2 separate regions of the Mus musculus genome follow, and region 1 is linked to region 2. Evidence: chromatin loops called from intact Hi-C (ENCODE). Cell type or tissue: heart. All regions are shown on one strand. Each heading gives the region's core, and the rest is flanking DNA. Links, peaks and the distances in the headings are about the cores only.

Region 1 (2,909 bases), core at 276-2,775, 110 kb after region 2:
GGTGACTGTTTGCAAACAAACAAACAAACAAACAAACAACAACAAAAACAAAACAAAACAAAAAACCAAAAAAACCAAGTTCTAGAAACTAGTGTGGACTCATCTGAGTTGCTGAGAACCAGAAAATGGGAAGACATGAGAAAATGGGGACATGAGAGCTTGACCAGAGGCAGAAAAGCTTGCCTGGGTGGTGCTCAAGAGTTCCTCAGGCTGTACAGAAGGAAGGACACTGGCTCTGACTGGGGACGTTCAGTGGGTCTCAGATGGGTTCTGACTGGCAGAACTGTTAGAGGGAGCAAGTGCTGTGGAGGACACTTCTGGTCCCTTACTCCTCAGGACCAGCCCTGACTGGGATTGCCCCAGACTAGAGTCTATTTCAGACGTATCCTTGTACTTTGCCACCCATTCTCTCTGCTGCAATCTGTGTGTTACACAAAGACATTTGCACAAACATCTATCTTGTTGATGTCATTCTTGTTTAATTTTTTTTTTTAAATGGGGTCCATGGTCTTTGACCTGTGTAGTTGGAAGTAGGGGTTGTGCTCTACTGAAGCCTAGCACCTTGCTAACTTAAAGCGAAGGTGGGATAGTCAATTGCCAAACAGCTAGGGAAGCCAGTACTCTGAGACCGGAGTCACTGATGCCAATTCCTTCAACTCTTTCCTACCCATATGACGAAGCCCAGGCCTTCCCAGCCCCTTCCATTTCTGCAGCCTCATATCCAAAACCATATCTCCAGGCTTGTGGACCAGTTTTGCACTGTCCTGTGTCTGGCCCTTGCCTCTCTTTGCCCAAGCCCTAGAAACCCTAGCTAACTCAACTCACAGAAGCACAGATTACCTGGCTGGGCGGGAGGAGCACCAGAGTCTGCTAAGCACCTGCATTCGAACCTCCACCAGGTTGGCTACGACCTCTTTCTGTTCGACCATAAGGCTACTCGTGTACCTGGACTGCTTTCCTTATTACAGACATTGAACTGTGAGAGCACTGTCTTCCCACACTTTTCTCGCTGAGATTCTTGGCAAGTTAACTTCGTTGGGCCTTCAGCTTTTCTTTTGTATGAAATAATAACTATAATAGTTACTACCCCACAGGTTTGCAGTGCAGACAAAATCATGCCTAAACCGGGCTGAGTGCAGCGCCAGCCTGGCTGGACAAATACGAGCAGTCCTCGCGTGCCGCCTGAGGAGGGTTGGGCACATAGTGGGTGCTCACTGTCTACAGAATCGACGTCGGACACCTCCCAGGTGCCACCAGGCCGCTGGGGGGAGCTGGGAGAGGGAAGCACCGGCCCGGCGCTGAGGAAGGAGCCCGGCCCGGGGACGCGCAGACCGGGAACTTGGCGCAGGTCGGCCTCCCGGGCGCGGACGGCCGTTCCCTGCGCTCGGCTCCACCCGGTCCGGTAGGCCCCGGAGGACCTCGCGGCCGCCCGCCGCAGCCACAGGACCCGCAGGCCCGGTCTGGCCCGGAAGCCCTCCTGGGGCCTGCGGCACAGTGTGCTGGGCCCCGGCCTTCCGGGGCCCGAGGCCGCGCAGGCCAAGCGCGCGGGCCGCCCTTACCGGAGCCGCGGCCGCCTCGGCCATGGCCCTGCGCTGTCCTGCTCGGCGCGAAGGAAGTCGACGCCGCGGCGCGCGGCCCCACGCAGGCCCGGCTGCCGGGTCCTCTCCGCCGGCAGCGCCGCCCGGGCCTGCCGCTACCTTCCCCGCCGCGCTCCTCGCAGGCCGGCCTGCTGCCGCTCCGCCCGCAGCCGCACCGCCGCCGTCAGCGCCCGGCCGCTCCACACTGCATCCTGGGAGCCGGTGCCGCGGCCAGGCCGACGAAGGCCCGTGAGGCTTCCTGGAGGCAGCGCGGCGGCACAGCTCCACCTGCAGCTCGAGCGGCGAACGGCAGCGCCGGCACCCGCTTGCCGCCGCGCTTGGCCCCGCCCTCCTCACGAGGCCCCGCCTCGGCCCGACCTCCGACCACGCCCCCGCATATCGCCACGCCCCCCGCGGCGCCAGTGCTCACCAGCGATGTGCCACCTGGTTTGGCGGTATAAAACTTGGGGGTACGGCCTCGGCAGGCAGTGCGCACCCCGGCACGGTCACTTCCGCAGCTGTCCAGCTGTAGCACGCCTATTTTTGCCTTGAAATGGAATGAATGCTTCCAACAATAGAAATATGGCTTGATAAGTCACAGTAGGTTCTCTGTAGGATTATGTATGTGTGTTATAATAAACATTTTAATGACACAAAAAATGTGGGGTTTCTATAGTATGTATACTATAATAAACATTTTAATGACATGAAAAATGGGTTAAAATGCCATCGTTTAAAATCTTTTTGAATGCAGTTGGAGATACAGTTCAACGGCTAAAAGTACTTGCTGTTCTTGCAGAGGGCTGGGTTTCAGTTCCCAGCATCTCACCACAAGCTGTAGTTACCGCAGATCCAACGCCCTCTTGTGATATATCAGGTAAGCGTGGAAAGATGTTGAACGAGAGTAGTCCGGAACTACTTCATTTTGGCGTTAAAATGCGTAACAAATGTATAACAAGATGTGTGTTATCATGTGTATTATTCATGTTCATACAGTGTTCATATAAAAGGTTATGTCTAACAAAGTTTAGGTAGGTTTGGAAGCATGTCCATTAACGTAGTGCCAGTAGACCCCAGACCCCTAATTTTTTTCAATTCATATTTTTGTTTTTTAATAACAAGGAAAGGAAGAAAAAAGTCAAAATGTAAAATTTCTCCAGAAGCCTAGTGTGGAGCCCCGTGTGGCAAAGAAGATGTATTGCCATTCAGAATTGCCTTCCATGCCACCCCCTAGCAGGAGCCTGCAAGACCAGTGCCTGAGATCTTTTTGTTGTTGCCATTCGTTATTTATTTTATGATTTACTTTTATTTTTGATTATGTATATGCACACA
Region 2 (2,909 bases), core at 238-2,737:
GCGGAATCCTCTGCAGAAGCCGGCGATGGACTCCTAATCCTGGGCCCCCGGGTCCTCCGGACCCTCCCGCTGCATCGGTGTCATTCGACATTTGGTGTTTTCCTGAAGAAGTGTTTAGTCTTCTTTAACGTAGTAATCTCAAGTGAGTTTTTGGGATGGCCTGCTCTAGTCTCATTTTAGCTACCCCTGACTTCTCTTCACTCCGTGAACTCATATTCTAAGTGCAACTGTGTCCAGGCTAGTTTTTTGTCAACTTGACAATGTACTAGGGAAGAAGGAATCTCAGCTGAGAACTGCCTCCATCAGATTGCCCTGTAGGCAAGTCTCTGGAACATTTTCTTAATTAACGATTGATGTGGGTAGTGCCATCCCTGGGGAGGTGGTACTGGGCTGTAAAAGAAAGGAAACCGAGCAAGGCAGTGAGCCGCATTGCCCCTCTCTGCTCCAGTTCCTGCCACCATGTTTCTGTCCCTACCTGTTCACGCGATGACTTCCCTCGAACGACGGGCTGTGATTGGGACAGAGAAGCCAAGGTTTCTTCTCCAAGCTGCTTTTGGTTATAGTATTTTATCACTGTGATTGAAACCCAAGGCCTTTCACGCCACTTTTGTGTCCCGTGCCTGCATTTGTGCAGCATGGATAGGAGCAGAAACCACACCAGACCAACCAAAGTCAGGTACAAGCCTCATTTCTGGAGATTTAAGTATGAGGTGTGAGCTTACAGGTTATTTACCGCATGGAGAGACGCCTGTGAAACATTGAAGCTGACTTACTAAGGAACCAAAGCTGGGTTCAGTGGCATATTCCTATAACCCCAGCACTCAGGCAGCAGGAGGAAAACAGTTAAGTCCAACCTGGGCTGTATAGTAGGACCCTGTCTCAATATCTCACCCTGCCATAAAAAACAAAACAAAACAAACAAACTCCAAAAAAAAAAACCAAAAAACAACAACAACAACAACAAAAAAAAACAAACCCAAACCAAACCAAACAAACAAACAAAAAAAGGCAGGGAAGCAAAGCTAAAGAGATAGAGTTCTAGTGTTTGAATTCCTGATATTCATTGGCTTCTCTGATAGTTCCACTGTTGTGGCCCAGTAAATTCCTTTTATTTTGTATCTATTAAAATTTAATGTGAATCATTCGCAGCTAGTGTGGCCATAACAGCAAAGAGAAGGTAAATTGGTTCAGAGAGGCTCTTTCTGCCAGCAGGGGGTATAGCTCAGTGGTAGAGCATTTGACTGCAGATCAAGAGGTCCCCGGTTCAAATCCGGGTGCCCCCTTACAGGCCCATAGTCGAGGGGCACTCTTTTGAGTGTGTGGTAAGTACCATTTAGGAGAAAAAAATAATGATGTGGAAAAAGAAGGACATTTCCTAAGATATTTCTTAAGAGGTGAAGAAATCAGAATCGGTAGTAGGTGTCCACCAGAGGGAGAGAGAGAGCAAGCTGAAACTGGGAAAACAAAACCACTGATAGAGTATTTGCTTGGAAGCATAGCTACACAGATGACCTGGCTCATTGACATTTCACTTCCCTTGCGCAGGGCTTAGTCTCATTTCCTTTGAGCTTTTTCTTTTCCCCCACAGCTGACAAAAGCATCGACCAAAATAGTTTCTCCTTGTTGATCTACACACTGGGCTTAAGCTCAAAGACCCCTTGGCCTTGGGGTTTGGTAAGAGAGCACAATTGAGGTGAAGGACAAGAAACCCAGCATAGGTTTACTGTGGTGTTTATTCACAGTAGCAGGAATACAAAAGCAACATGGGCAGCAGTGATAATGGGCAAGCAAAATGTAGTGTACATATATGACAAAAATTTAATTCAAGTTTTTTTTTGTTTTTTAAAGAAGGCACTGAGGGGTGGTGGTTTGTATGAGAATAGCCCCCATAAGCTCAAAAATTTGAATGCTTGGTTCCCAGTTTGGTGGAACTGTTTGTGAAGGATTAGGAGGTGTGGCTTTGTTGAAAGAGGTGTATCACTGAGAGGGTGGGAGGGAGAGGGGAAAGGCTTCAAGGTTTTAAAAGCTCATGCCAGGCCCAGTCTCTTTCACTGCCTTCAACTTTTGAATAATATGTAAGCTCTTAGTGTGCCTTTAATCCCAACAGTGGTTAAAGCAGGCAAATTTCTGCAAGTTCAGAGTTCCAGGCCATCCTGGACTACATAGAGAGTTCAAGGACAGCAAAAGCTACAAAGAGAAACCCTGTCTCAAACACGCACGCGCACACGTAAGCTCTTAGCTACTGCTCCAGCATCATGCCTGCCAGCCTGCTGCTATGTTCCCCATCATGACGATCAGGGACTGTAACCCTCTAAAACTGTAAACTGTAAACTGGTTAGTAAGCAGCACTCCTTGATGGCCTCTGCATCAACTCTTGCCTCTAGGTTCCAGCCCTGTTTGAGTTGACTTCCCTACTGTTATTGATGATGAATGAAATGTGGAAGTGCGAGTGAAATAAACCCCTTCTTCCTCAAGTTACTTTTTATCGGTGTTTCATCACAGCTATAGAAACCCAATGAAGACACATTGTAGTACACACCAAAGCCAACCTGATCAACTAGGCCAGTCAGGGATACACAGCAAGACCCTGTTCAAAACAACAACATAAAGGAGGACATTCAAATGTATGCCACAGCAAGGGCACTATGCTAAGTGAAGACAATTTAATGACATAATGACAAGTGTGGGTGCTAGGAAGACTGCCCAGTTGGTAAAGCGCTATAAGTACTTAGTTCAAACCTCTGCACCACATTAAGGATTTAAAAAAAGGGGGGGGGCAGGCTTTCCAAAGGTCCTGAGTTCAAATCCCAGCAACCACATGGTGGCTCACAACTATCTGTACAGCTACAGTGTACTCATATACATAAAATAAATTAAAATAAAAATAAAAAGGCCAGGTGGTGCTGGGG

Evidence for each region. Hi-C counts contacts between places; a loop is a spot of excess contacts. Peaks named below come from ENCODE experiments on the same cell type or tissue, not always from the same donor. Only the 100,000 strongest peaks of a DNase experiment are listed, where the experiment ranks them.
Region 1: it touches region 2 in a loop (2.4-fold over the local background); 3 of 42 quality-filtered maps call a loop at or near these places.

The regions. Positions count from the first base shown.
Region 1 is chr6:48,084,756-48,087,664 of GRCm38, forward strand. It overlaps Zfp746 (zinc finger protein 746), which reads right to left and starts at 1,838. Exons shown (of 7, transcript NM_001163475.1): 1 at 1,560-1,838. The coding sequence starts at 1,583. In heart, for the core only: CTCF peaks have their summits at 1,241, 1,885 and 2,751; DNase peaks (open chromatin) are centred at 1,326 and 1,916; H3K4me3 peaks cover 1,963 bases; H3K27ac peaks cover 1,420 bases.
Region 2 is chr6:47,977,786-47,980,694 of GRCm38, forward strand. It overlaps n-TCgca57 (a tRNA gene), which reads left to right and starts at 1,212; the gene lies at 1,212-1,283. It also overlaps the pseudogene Gm6443. In heart, for the core only: a CTCF peak has its summit at 1,420 (motif pointing right); a DNase peak (open chromatin) is centred at 1,266; H3K27me3 peaks cover 1,438 bases.